4 separate regions of the Homo sapiens genome follow, and regions 1, 3 and 4 are each linked to region 2. The links are chromatin contacts, found by Hi-C or POLR2A ChIA-PET in ENCODE. All regions are on one chromosome and are shown on one strand. Each heading gives the region's core, a stretch centred on a gene start or an enhancer-like site at or near the end of the contact. The rest is flanking DNA. Distances are from core to core; before and after follow the strand shown. Region 1 has its middle 13 kb from the start of MIR4433A. Region 2 holds the start of SPRED2 (sprouty related EVH1 domain containing 2). Region 3 overlaps PELI1 (pellino E3 ubiquitin protein ligase 1). Region 4 holds the start of ETAA1 (ETAA1 activator of ATR kinase).

What was found. Hi-C counts contacts between places; a loop is a spot of excess contacts on that map. ChIA-PET counts read pairs that join two places held with the same protein, here RNA polymerase II (POLR2A). Pooled maps may share reads with other maps.
Region 1: a map of naive thymus-derived CD4-positive, alpha-beta T cell shows a loop between it and region 2 (6-fold over the local background). The contact joins the enhancer-like site here to the promoter of SPRED2 in region 2. A Hi-C loop is called at or near these places in 1 of 168 maps with a recorded cell type or tissue (naive thymus-derived CD4-positive, alpha-beta T cell), 3 of 37 single-sample maps with no recorded cell type and 6 of 50 pooled maps. POLR2A ChIA-PET finds 5 or more read pairs at or near these places in 1 of 52 experiments (OCI-LY7).
Region 3: a loop to region 2 is called in a pooled map, with 4 times the contacts of the local background. The contact joins the enhancer-like site here to the promoter of SPRED2 in region 2. A Hi-C loop is called at or near these places in 1 of 37 single-sample maps with no recorded cell type and 4 of 50 pooled maps. POLR2A ChIA-PET finds 5 or more read pairs at or near these places in 1 of 52 experiments (H1).
Region 4: a map of naive thymus-derived CD4-positive, alpha-beta T cell shows a loop between it and region 2 (7-fold over the local background). The contact joins the promoter of ETAA1 here to the promoter of SPRED2 in region 2. A Hi-C loop is called at or near these places in 1 of 168 maps with a recorded cell type or tissue (naive thymus-derived CD4-positive, alpha-beta T cell), 1 of 37 single-sample maps with no recorded cell type and 13 of 50 pooled maps. POLR2A ChIA-PET finds 5 or more read pairs at or near these places in 1 of 52 experiments (activated CD4-positive, alpha-beta T cell).

Annotation. Positions count from the first base shown.
Region 1 is chr2:64,326,289-64,329,310 of GRCh38, reverse strand. No RefSeq gene overlaps it. Among named protein-coding and RNA genes, the nearest start is that of MIR4433A, 13 kb to the left of the region's middle. RefSeq lists enhancers at 1,273-1,432, 2,772-2,881. Within about 2 kb of position 1,715, at least 24 of the 41 ENCODE cell types and tissues checked have a DNase peak (open chromatin) inside an H3K27ac peak, as active enhancers do.
Region 2 is chr2:65,431,344-65,434,313 of GRCh38, reverse strand. SPRED2 (sprouty related EVH1 domain containing 2) reads left to right here and starts at 1,715. Exons shown (of 6, transcript NM_181784.3): 1 at 1,715-2,352. The coding sequence starts at 2,327. RefSeq lists silencers at 1,813-2,012, 2,783-2,832, 2,863-2,970.
Region 3 is chr2:64,112,976-64,116,396 of GRCh38, reverse strand. All of the region lies in intron 1 of PELI1 (pellino E3 ubiquitin protein ligase 1), which reads left to right. Among named protein-coding and RNA genes, the nearest start is that of PELI1, 30 kb to the left of the region's middle. RefSeq lists an enhancer at 2,194-2,273. Within about 2 kb of position 2,161, at least 5 of the 41 ENCODE cell types and tissues checked have a DNase peak (open chromatin) inside an H3K27ac peak, as active enhancers do.
Region 4 is chr2:67,395,960-67,398,920 of GRCh38, reverse strand. It overlaps ETAA1 (ETAA1 activator of ATR kinase), which reads right to left and starts at 1,588. Exons shown (of 6, transcript NM_019002.4): 1 at 1,250-1,588. The coding sequence starts at 1,472.

The sequences.
Region 1 (3,022 bases), core at 466-2,965, 1.1 Mb after region 2:
TCATTTTTTTTTTCAGAGTTAAATCATCTTGGAAAACAGCTTTTCCAATAAAGACCCAGTGGCCAGGACTGCTGGATGCACTTTCTTTAAAGGTGGCGGGAAACGCAGAAGCAGGAAGGTCCAGGACGGCATCCATCCTGTGCAAGGAGAAGGTCCTAAAAGGCTATTTCCTCTGCTACCAACTAAGAAAGATGGACGTTTGTAGCTGGGCACGGAGGCTAATCATCCGTAATAGTCTGGCAGTGCTAATGCATTCAGGGGAGAGCAATTAATGCCTGTTGGGGAACATCAGGACAGAGCTTAGAGTCTTGCAGCCTCTGGCAAAACCAGTTTGAAAACCTCAGGCTCCATTTCTAGTTTAGGGTGTCTCCACCTGGCTTGGCAAACTCTGTGCCTCTGCAAGAGGGAAGAAATAGCTTCCTAAGTGAGGCTTGGGAGGAACAAAGGCCTCATTAGGATCAATCACTTATTCCAAGTACACATTCCCAAGAATCTCTATTGATGATCTCAGATACAAATGAAGTAGTAATTAAGGATGTAATGCAAATGATCTTCAGCTTAGTAACTCTCTGTAATTGAAATTTACTAAATTAAGTCTGAGATTTTTGAAACTAGGCCTTTAAAAAAAAATTCCCCGGTTATAATTACCCCTTCTCCTCCCTCCTACCCACCCTTCAGTAATGTAATTAGTTTAAAATAAGATCCGTGGTAGGGCTGATGATGCGCTGCCTACTGAAATGCTGGCCTCCTATCAGCAATCCCCAGGGAGTGAAGAGAACAGGGGCTCGCATCAGTCAGAAAGGCCACTGTCGTGTTACCAAATATAGGACAAGGAAACCGGACACAGAGCTTGTGATACCGACTGTGCTGGGCGGGAGAGATTTCTCAGCTCTCCCTTCTGTTTCTTTCCCCTCTGCCCACAGACCTGGGATAAGCTATGGACCATTCAGAGAAAGAAGGGAATAGACTGGAGTAGGAGAGGAATTGGAATGTTTAGGGGGTGCTGAGAAGGCCCCTGACAGGAGAGACAGAGGGCTTGGGCAGATCAGAAACCTGGCTGTTTTCTCAGAGGCCAGAGTGCTAAATCTCCATCAGTAATAGCCCTGCGACTCGTCCAAATCCTGTCCTCTGCCACCTGATAGGACCACCCCTGGCCTTAGCTCATTTCTCCTGATATGCCCCAGCAGAGGGCAATGCCCGCTAAGCTCAGCCTGCCCAGAACCCAAGAGGAGCCGTGTGGGCAGAGAAGGGGCCCCAGCAGGCGCTCCAGCCTCCCCGTTCTTTTCCCCAGTTTGGTTTTTGTCCCAAAGTGGGACAAAGAAAGAGGATTGAACATTGTCCTGGGTATGTTTGATCTTCTAGAAGAGCATATTGGCCTATTTCATTTAATTCAGATGAAAAGACCAGCTTGTCTTTGAGATCACACTCTAATTTCATCAGAGCTGTCATGTGAGAACAGAAGAGAAGCTACCCACAGCCTTCCTCCTTCCCTTCCCCACTCCTCCCCTCGCTCACCCCCACCCTCCCAGCCCACGGCTTCCTGAAACTGTTAGATCAACACAGAAACACCTGAAGCCCATTGACCCTCACAAGGCAAAAGCCAAAGGCTGCCAGGGCCATCTTAAGATGCCGCACGAGAACAGCAGCTCCCTGGCAGGCAGCACAGACCTGAAAGAAAATGCGTTCTCCCACTGGCCCCCAGCCTTTGAAAACTGCGTGTGCGCACGCGCCTGCTTTCTGTCATCCATTCACATCACCACTGTTAGAAACTTCCATAAATGCTCAACTGAAGCGCTTCTGTCAGAGACAAGCAGCAGAGTTGTTTCTGGAGAGCACAGCAGGTGTATGTTCCATTCGCAAATCAGATGGAAAACACAGACAATAGCAATCTTGTCTCTGAATAAGCCCTTGCTTAAAAGTTGCCCTTAGCTAATGTGGGCACGTTGACTGTTGGATCTTGGTGCCCAGTGTAGGGCCTGGCACGTGGTAGGTGCTTGATAAATATTAGCTGAGTGAATAAATGAATGACTCACTCTTCTTCAAAAACTTTCAGGAGCTTCTCAGTGGTATGGAAAAATGACATGATTCTAAAATCTGGTATTGGGGATCCTGCAATCAGATGCCTGCCTGCCTTGCCCGCCTGGTCCCATGTTGCCAGGCTGGAGTGCACTGGGCCGATCTCGGCTCACTGCAACCTCTGCCTCCCGGGTTCAAGCGATTCCCCTGCCTCAGCCTCCTGAGTAGCTGGGACTACAGGCACATGCCACCACACTTGGCTAATTTTTTGTATTTTAGTAGAGATGGGGTTTCACCACGTTAGCCAGGATGGTCGCGATCTCCTGACCTTGTGATCCGCCCGCCTCGGCTTCCCAAAGAGCTGGGATTACAGGCGTGAGCCACCACGCCTGGCCAAGACTCTGCCTTTCTAACAAGTTCCCAGACGATGCTGATGGTGCTGGCCCAGGACCACATCTTGCGCATATCACTCACCCTGCATCCCACCAGCTGGTCAAGGTCCTGCTCAGATGCTACCGTTTTTGTCAACAAAACTGGGCACACTAGCAAAAAATGCACCCCCTCCCCGCCCACTCACCTCACTGCTACACCCCTCTGTGCCTGCCAAGACACTTTGTATCTGAGCTATTTGGCTGTGTCTCCCTGACCTCAGGGGCCTAAAGTTCTCATGCCTTTCCCCGTACCCCACAGAATCTCATTTAGTGCAGCCGGGGACACGCTACCAGCTGGGGCAGATTCCGTTCCATTCACTGGGACCTTAAAGAACTTCAGACTCCTTGATGCAGCACTCAGCCCTGGGGGTCCAAAGATGCATGACGCCCAGAGACTGCCCTTGAGATGAACATCTATTTTCTGGGTTATATTCACTGCTCACTGAGCCCACTCTGCTGTCCTTCCAGCTGCTGGCCTGGGGCATGACTGACCTGAGCAGACCACGGGATGTCCTCCCTGATCTAAACCAGTGGGAGGTTCCTCTCACTAATACACATCTCCAAGTTCTCAGCTT
Region 2 (2,970 bases), core at 466-2,965:
TGTTGCCCAGGCTGGAGTGCAATGGTGCAATCTCGGTACACTGCAGCCTCCTCCTCCTGGGTTCAAACAATTCTCCTGCCTCGGCCTACTGAGTAGCTGGGATTATGGGTGCCCACCACCACACCCAACTAATTTTTATATTTTTAGTAGAGACAGGGTTTTGCCATGTTGGCCAGGCTGGTCTCAAACGCCTGACCTCAGGTGATCCGCCCACCTCAGCCTCCCAAAGTGCTGGGATTACAGGCATGAGCCACTGCGCCCAGCCTGAGGCAAATATTTAATCTCTTAACCTGTTCAGTGGTTGCTATTTAGTTAACATCGTATCTGGATTGTCCCATGGACATTCAAGAGGATGGAAAAGTCTACTGTGTTTGGAGAGCAGCAAGGGATAGGGACTATGTCTCTTGTTTCTTTTTCTTTCTTTCTTTCTTCTTCTTTTTTTTTTTTTTTGAGATGGAGTTTTGCTCTTGTTGCCCAGGCTGGGGTGCAGTGGCACAATCTTGGCTCACCGCCACCTTCACCTCCTGGGGTCAAGCGATTCTCCTGCCTCAGCTCCCGAGTAGCTGGGATTACAGGCACGCGCCACCACGCCCGGCTAATTCTGTATTTTTAGTACAGACGATGTTTCACCATGTTGGTCAGGCTGGTCTCGAACTCCCGACCTCAGGTGATCTGCCCGCCTCGGCCTTCCAAAGTGCTGGGATTACAGGCGTGTGCCACCGCGCCCGGCCGGGGCTGCTTCTTAACGCGAGAAATTCCATAATTTCTACGGAAATGCAAACGTTTCTGGGCTGTGCTGGGTTGACCTTTTTCTTTGCATGAGTAATGATTCTTAAAAACATCCGTTCCTTGGCCGGGTGCGGTGGCCCATGCCTATAATCCCAGCACTTTGGGATGCCGAGGCAGGCGGATCACGAGGTCAAGAAATCGAGACCATCCTGGCCAACATGATGAAACCCCCTCCCTACTAAAAATACAAAAATTAGCTGGGCGTGGTGGCGCGCGCCTGTAGTCGCAGCTACTCGGGAGGCTGAGGCAGGAGAATCACTTGAACCCAGGAGGTGGAGGTTGCAGTGAGCCTAGATCGCGCCACTGCACTCCAGCCTGAGGACAGAGCGAGACTCCATCTCAAAACAAAACAAAACAAAAATCCATTCCTCTATTGAGACAAAAAAGAAAAAAAATCACAAGATTCACGTGAAACGGAAAAGCCTCTGCCTTTCAGAACCTTGGCAAAGTCGAACCCCCTCCCCTCTCTGGTTGGGTTGGGCTGGAGAAGCCAGCCCCTGGCACCTGCGCCGCCCCTACCTTCCCACCCCGCGGTGGGGGTAGTTGTGCCTCTGAGCCTGAGCACCTCTTCAGCTGTTTTACTCCCTCCCCTCCCTTGAGTTTCCCATCTCTGCCCCCGCCCAACCCCCCGATTTTTAATCTTGGTGTTTGGAAGGAGGGAGGGGGCAAAAACGGGAGCCAGATGTGTACGAGTCCTCCGCTCCCGCCTCCTCCCTCCTCTCGGGCTTCCTAAAACCCGGAGCCCTAATCAAGGAGGATTCGGAGCCAGACGGTCGCGGCGCAAGCAAACAACTCGGCTCCGCGGCTCCCCCGGGAGTGGAAGCCAGGAGGGAGGGGGAGAGGAAGCGGGGCGTGCTCAGTAGGCGGGACAAAGTTTTTTTTTTTTTCTTCTCCCTTTTTTTCGGTCGCAAGTAGGAAGCTTTTTGCACTCCACCACCTCTGGCCGCTGGGAAGACGTCATCGCTTCCGCCCTACTTCCTCCTCCTGTTGGCGGCGGTGAGAATCCAATATGGAGTAAATCGGTGGAGTCGAGAGATGGGGCTCGGACGGGGCGCCCTGCACCGCCTCCCAGGCGCACCTCCCCCGGCCGCCGACCGCTCCCCGGAACCGTGATTGGCCCGGCCCCCCGGGGGCGACCCCGGACTGAGCCCCCCCACCCGCGGCCGGCGCTCTCCTCCTCCTCGCAGCAGTCCCTGCCGCTCCGAGGCGCGCTTGTTTTTCTCCTGCTCTCCCCCACCGCCGTCCCCTTCCCAAATCTCGCCCCCTCTGCCCGCTCCCGAGCCCCCGGAGCCTCCGCCCGCCTCTCCCCACGGCGCTGCGGCGTTCACTCCCCGCGCAGCCTGCCTTTGCACCCCTTCCCCCAAACCCTATCCCGCGCCCTGCTTCCCCTTCTGCTGCGGCGCCCTCTTCATCTCTAGCCGCCCCCCCTCCCCAAATCAGGCGATCTCCGGAGATGTGAAGAAGGGGGGCGAGCGGACAGGAAGATGAAGGGAGCAAAGCTGCCCGCCGCGGGACAGGCGTCTAGGTGAACAAGAAAATGACCGAAGAAACACACCCAGACGAGTAAGTTTGGTCGCGGGGTGGGACGAGGGTGCCCCTCAGGGGCAGCGTGGGGGCCGGGGCTGAGGATGCGGGCGGGGACGCTTATTGGGTGAACTTGGCGTGGGGTGCAGCGACTCGCTGACCTTTCGGCGTTGGGACGCGAGGCTTCCCTGCTTGTTGAAGTGAGGAGAGGGCAAAAACTGCTGCGGGCTGGCGGGCGCACGCCTAGGGTCGGCGGGCTGGTGGCAGCTCCGGGGGCCAAGGGCGTGCGGGTGACCTCCCGGCGGTCTCCGCTCCCTCTCGGAGGACTTACAGCTCCCCCGCCCCCGAAATCCTCGGCGGCTAGAGCGGAAGACCTGACACCCCCACTCCGGCTTCCCGGGGCTGGTGGGTTTTTGCACAGTGACTTTGTGACTCCCGCCGCCCCGCGAGCCCTGCAGTCCGCTCCGGAGCCCACTGGGGCCTAGGCTCCGCCATTTCGTTTTCTTGAATCGCTCTCATTTGCATACCACATTTTCATTCATAAAAAACACGGCGGAGCGAGAGGAGGACAGGCGCGGGCTGCGCGGGGGTCTGGTGCGCCAGGGTCCCCGCGCGGGCCGGCGTGCTGGAGCCGCCCGAGGGGCCCCGCGGCGCGTG
Region 3 (3,421 bases), core at 912-3,411, 1.3 Mb after region 2:
TTATTTGGGACTTTAATGGTTAAACCTAGAGGACTTTCTAGTCTTGCTTTGTGAGGATCATTTTGTCATTTTAGGAACTTTGGTAATCTAAAATTGTTGAATACAAGCTAAGAATGGGCACAGACAATAAAACTGTTTGGGTTCTTAGTTGTGTGTTTAAAAATGTATTTTCTAGGTGTGGAGAATTAAGTGATTATTTGTGGGTAAGGTTGCAAGACTATATAAACAGCTCTCCTTCCACAATCAGGGAGCACGTGACCCTGTCTGTTCCTAAACTGTCTGGACTCACTTCTAATGTGTATGTTTTTCTTCCTGGTAGTACCAGGAATTTACCTTTGTGAAATACCCTGATTTTCCACCCTTAGGTTCCTTTCTGTCCTCATTTTTAAAATAAGCACACAAAGTCCACTTTATTTACTGAAATATTTGTCGTTGGTCACTACCAGGAAATGGTTGACAAATACAATGAACATTGAGGAAGTGACAAAGGTTCAGATAATCTCAGCACTACTCATAATTGAATAGTTGTTACTAATCTATGCTGAAGTATAACTTTTTTACAGTTTATTTTACATGTGAATACATTCTAGTCTTCTAAATGGTCCTGTAATAGGGTCTTTTAGTCTGTTTAGGAATTAGCCCCATTCTACCTTGTCTAGGGTGTGGAGTAATGACATTAGAAAATCTGGACCACTTTACCTCTGGTAGCTTCAGTTTCTCCATTTATAAAATGGGGACAAATGATTGTACTTTATAGTTGTAATAGAAATTAAATGGGGTAATGTATGTTGAGTTAACATGTGGATCTCAGTCCTAGCTCTGCCAGAGTTCTTTGGCCTTCAGTCACTGGGCTTTTCTGACCTACTCAGTTCCCTTATCTGGAAAATAGAGTTCAGACTTTCCTACCCAATTCACAGGGCTATTATGGGGGTCAAATAAAATAATCTTACGTGAAAGCATTTGGCTAATTACCATTCTATGCAAGTTCAAGATAGACCTTACCCCAAGGTTGATTCAAATTGACACCCTCTGTTGACCTAAAAGAATTCTCCCATGCTTGCCAAAACCTGCTTTTAATTTTTCTAAATATGGGCCCCTTAGTCCAGAAGATACTTATCTAGCCTCCAAAGATTTGCCTTTCTCTAAACAGCAGGCTACCCAGCAGTAGCCTTATAGCTACTTCTGTGGCCACTCCAGCTCTAGTCGCTTTCCTTCAACCATTTGAGAGAGGTAGCCACAATATTAAAATATTTTAAATGTACAGAAACATTAATCATTAATTGCCATCAAGGCAAGATTCTCATTCTCACTCTCAGCCCCTATCAATTCTAGTAAAATACTGAAACTACACCCGCCTTCAACTACACGGCCTTTACTAACACAAGTCTTAGTATAAATAACCTTTTATTATCAGTATCAGTATAATGTTAGTAAGCAAACATTAAGTACCTTACTGTGTGCCAAGAAGTATGCCAAAAAAAGGGGAAATTTCCATCCTAAGAACAATGTATGTTGTCTTCAAGATTAGAGCAGTGGTTCTCACAAGGTAGGGGAGTGAGTAGTGGGGAGATAGGAAGTTGAGGCATTTTTAAAGTCACAACTAGAATGTTCTACTGGCATCTAGGTAGAACAGAAAGGCCAGAGATACTGCTGAACCCCCTACAATGCACAGGCCAGTGCCCCACAATGTCAAAATGTCAGTAATGCCCAAGTTGAGAAGCCCCAGTTAAAGGAACAAATACTGTCCCTAGGAAAGATGTTAACTCCTTTTCCATCAGGATGAAATAAGTTATCCCTGTAGGTGATATACTATCAGCATGCTATTTGGCTTCTCTAAGAGAGGAGGGTGGGAATTTACACAGGTGGTGTCCTGTATCTTGGGAAGGGGAACATAGACTTCACTTCCTCCACTGCTGTGTTGAGAAGCTAAAAGACACTAGCAGAAAGTAGTAACCTCCAACTACTACTGCACACCATTATTTCTCCTTTTATGTAAAAATGCTATGTGTTACTCCTGCTGGTTGCAAAAGAATGAAGAAGGTGATTAAATTTTCACTCTTATCAAGAAACTGCTATGAATTAAACTCCAGTCATCAGCTGAATTGGTTTCATAAAATGGTTCCACCGCAAACATACTAAAGCAGTTCTTTCTGTTTGAGTCATCCTTTTGAAATCAGCCACAAGGAAACTCTAGTATAGATGGAAATCTGTTTTATCTGAGATAATATATGCAGTCCACATTGTTTTTCATCATAAAAAAATGTTATAACATTTTCATGTTTTAAAACATTTTCCTTTTTTTCTCAGTACCCCATTATGCCTACCCACTTGCCCACTAAAATAGAAGTGCTCAGAAGATATGTAAACAATCTGCATAAGATTTGTTTTGTCCCTTGCTTAGTATTTGTTTTGCTTTTTTTTTTAGGGCAGGAATTTTGTACTTGTGTTTAGTAGGTAGTAAGCAAAAGGCTGTGTGTGATGTAAATAATGAAAGAAAACATTTGTTAGGTTGAGAGACAAAGATTGATTTCTCAGTTTTTCTTCTTTAGGTGAAACTGACAGATATTATACAAAGTCTTTCCTTTGGGAAGACTTGATATGAAAATAATTGTATTTCACTGGCCCTTAAAAAGGAAATGATTAGAATGTTTAACAGTCAAATTAATAATACTATTCCTAATAAATACATATTTTATGAGTAACTTTTCATGTTCTCCCAGCCCACAAAGAAAATAACACTATTCCAGAATATGTTTATTTTAAAATTTTTTTTTAACTCTGGAAGTTTAGTTCCTGCTAATGAGAGCAACATGCTTTCGAGTATCAAGCAAAGTTTCAAAGTAATAGATAAAATAGAAGACAGTTTTATTAGGAAGATTTTCTTTAGCATTTCTTCTAGTCTTGAGTAGAATTAATGGTGCTATTTCATGTTCTTGGTGCTAGATAACATTGGGATAGGGCTGAATACATGAGGTCAAACTAACTTAATTGAAGACCAACAAATGAAGCCAGTAATCGAGACATTCGGATGTTTTTTATGTACATACTCATTTAAAGTTCTCAAGTACATGACTTCAGGAATTTTTTTTTTTTTTTCTTTTTTTTTGAGACAGAGTTTCTCTCCGTCACCCAGGCTGGAGGATCACAGCTCACTGTAGCCTCAAACTCCTGGGCACAAGTGATCCTCCCACCTCAGCTTTCTGAGTAGCTGGGGCTATAGGTGCATGCCATGACATTTGGCTAATGTTTTCTGTTTTTACTTTTTTTTTTTTAAATCTTTTGTAGAGACGGGAGTCTTACTATGTTGCGCAGGCTGGTCTCAAACTCCTGGCCTCAAGTGATCCTCTCACCTTGGCCTCCCAAAGTGCTGGGATTACGGGCATGAGCCACCATGCCCAGCCTAGGAATTCATTTTGAAGAA
Region 4 (2,961 bases), core at 339-2,838, 2.0 Mb before region 2:
AATACTGTATAACCTAAGTCATTCTATTTATTACCATTGAGTCTTGGAGGCTTTGGGGAACCATCTGTAATTTATAGGTACATTCAAAAATCCAAAGTAACCCAACAGAAACCTAAATATGTTTAGCCCCCTTTCACCAACTCTATCTAATCTACATTAATTGCCATTCTTCAAAAACCATTAGTGATCCAATGCTTGGGAATTTTTGTCTAGAATCACTTTCAAATTTTTATAAAGATTTTTGTTCATTCCCAAATTGCTTTATAGGAGTATTATTAAAGACATGTAAGGTGGCCGGGCGCGGTGGCTGTAATCCCAGCACTTTGGGAGGCCGAGGCGGGTGGATCACGAGGTCAGGAAATCGAGACCATCCTGGCTAACACGGTGAAACCCCTGTCTCTACCAAAAATACAAAAAATTAGCCGGGCGAGGTGGCACACGCCTGTAGTCCCAGCTACTTGGGAGGCTGAGGCAGGAGAATCGCTTGAACCCGGGAGGCGGAGGTTGCAGTGAGCCGAGATTGTGCTACTGCACTGCAGCCTGGGCGACAGGGCGAGATTCTTTCCCAAAAGAAAAAAGACACGTAAGGTATAAAAAAAAAAAAAAAAAAAAAAGCACTATTTCAAGAACATGCTCCAGAATAAAGGCTTTTGTATGAGTTTCAGTTCCAACTAAGATTTACTAGAAGTCTTTTAAAAAGTAACACCTAAAACTAATCGAGACGAAAGAGATCCTTAGTATCTTATTTGGAGGGATGTTACACACAGGAACTTCCGGTTTATTCACAATGAGGTGAGACATCTACCAGGCTTTGAGACAAACTTTAACTTTTCCTATGAACTCTTCTCTAAAGCAGGTCACAGGGAAAAAAAGGGTTTAAAGAGAAATAACTTCTCCGGGCAAAAACTGAGGTTAGCGGGCCTATCAGCTGTTTCTTCTCACTCCACCACTGCTGCTGACTGGAGGAGCAGCCTGGAAAGCAGCCGCCCTCCCGCAAACAGGTAAACCACATTACCTATTCCTGTGGCGGAGGCAAATGGATGGTCAAACCTAACGGGGTAGTGCTGAAGTTCGGGGACAAAAGCCCATCGGGGAGTGGTATAGGATTATTTTTGGACTCTCGAGGGGTGAATCCCAGAGACAGAATACACGCTCCAGACTCCACCCCCACCCCAGATTTCCCTGTTGCAAGCTGGGATGTGGGGATGCGGCGCCGAAGCCAAGGCAGGCCGCGCTGCCGACGTCTCACCCTCGGGGTTACTTTTACTGCACAGGGCGGCGGTCGGAGGCTGCTCTCGCTGCCGCACTGGCCCGGGAGGCCCCTCTCTAGCCCCGCAGGGCCACGAACCGCGGGCCGATCTCAGCCGCCTCCTCCCTGGCTCGACCACCGAGCCGCATTCCTCCGCCGCCACTGTTTTGTGCGGCGTTTTCTTCGGGCTAGGGCTGTCATCATGTTTCCTTCGCCGACTCATTGCCTATGGCCCGCCTCCACCAGCCGCTTCTTCTTTCACATTTTGCAAAGGGATGAGTAGGGCAACAGCACTACAAACCGCACCCCGCACCAACGGCAGCCGCCATTTTGGTCGGTGGGGCGCGCGCAAGAGGCGGCCGCTGATTGGCTGGGTCCGGGAGAGGGGCGGAACTGTTAAGGTGCCGAGGGCGCGCGCACTTCCGCAGCCGGGACAGGAGCCTGCTCTGGAGGAGTGTCTAGGCTCAAAATCCTCCAGACTGGTGGGGGTTGTTCGGGTAGTAGTCAGGTCCGCGTAAACTGAGAGTGGGAGCTTGTGAGTTGGAAAGATTGAATACACTAGCAACTTTTTATTGAATTTACAACGAAAATTGCACGTTAGTCAAATTCAGATTATTGAGAGTCTTCGAATTTCTCAAGAAGAGGAAATACAGTTAATTTTTCATAGATGCTATGTGCATAGAAAAATCCAAAAGAAAGTAGAAAAAATTACTAAATTAATTTAAGAGTTGCTGGATACAAAGTCAATATTCAAAGATCAATGTGTTTCAATAGATTAGCAACAGATATAAAATTGAAGTTTTAAAGAGATACTATTTATAATAGTGCATGAGATAGCAAGTAACTAGGAATAAGTTAAAGATTGTCCTTCCTACAAAGAGAACTATAAAACATTTTTGAGGCCGGGCGCCATGGCTCAAGCCTGTAATCTCAGCACTTTGGGAGGCCGAGGCAGGCGGATCACGAGGTCAGGAGTTCAAGACCAGCCTGACCAGCATGGTGAAACCCCGTCTCTACTAAAAATACAAAAAATTAGCCGGGCATGGTGGTGCGTGCCTGTAGTCCCGGCTACTGGGGAGGCCAAGGCAGGAGAATTGCTTGAACCTGGGAGGCGGAGGTTGCAATGAGCCGAGATTGCGCCACTGCACTTGCAGTGAGCAGAGATCGCGCATCTGCATTCCAGCCTGGGCGACAGAGGGGGACTTCGTGTAAAATAAGTAAATACATACATACATACATACATACAAAAATTAGCCAGGCGTGGTGGCGGGTGCCTGTAATCCCAGCTACTTGGGAGCTGAGGCAGAGAATTGCTTGAACCTGGGAGGTGGAGGTTGCAGTGAGCCGAGATTGCGCCACTGCACTCCAGCCTGGGCAACAGAGCAAGACTCCGTCTCAAAAAAAAAAAAAATTTTTTTTTTGAAAGAAAACGAAGACCTAAATAAATGGTTACACTATGTTCATGGGTTGTGAGACTCAATATTGTTACAATGTCAGCTATTTCCAAACTGACCTATAGATTCAACATAAATACATATGAAGGCCCAGTGTGTGACTGTGTGTGTGTAACATGGTAAGTTTTTTCTAAAATTTATATGAAAATGCAAGGGACCAAAAATATCAATAAACTCTTGAAGATCTCTCGAAGAATAATGAGGGTTGATATCTACCAGGTATCAAGACTTATATGGTAATTAAGACAGTGTTATGAT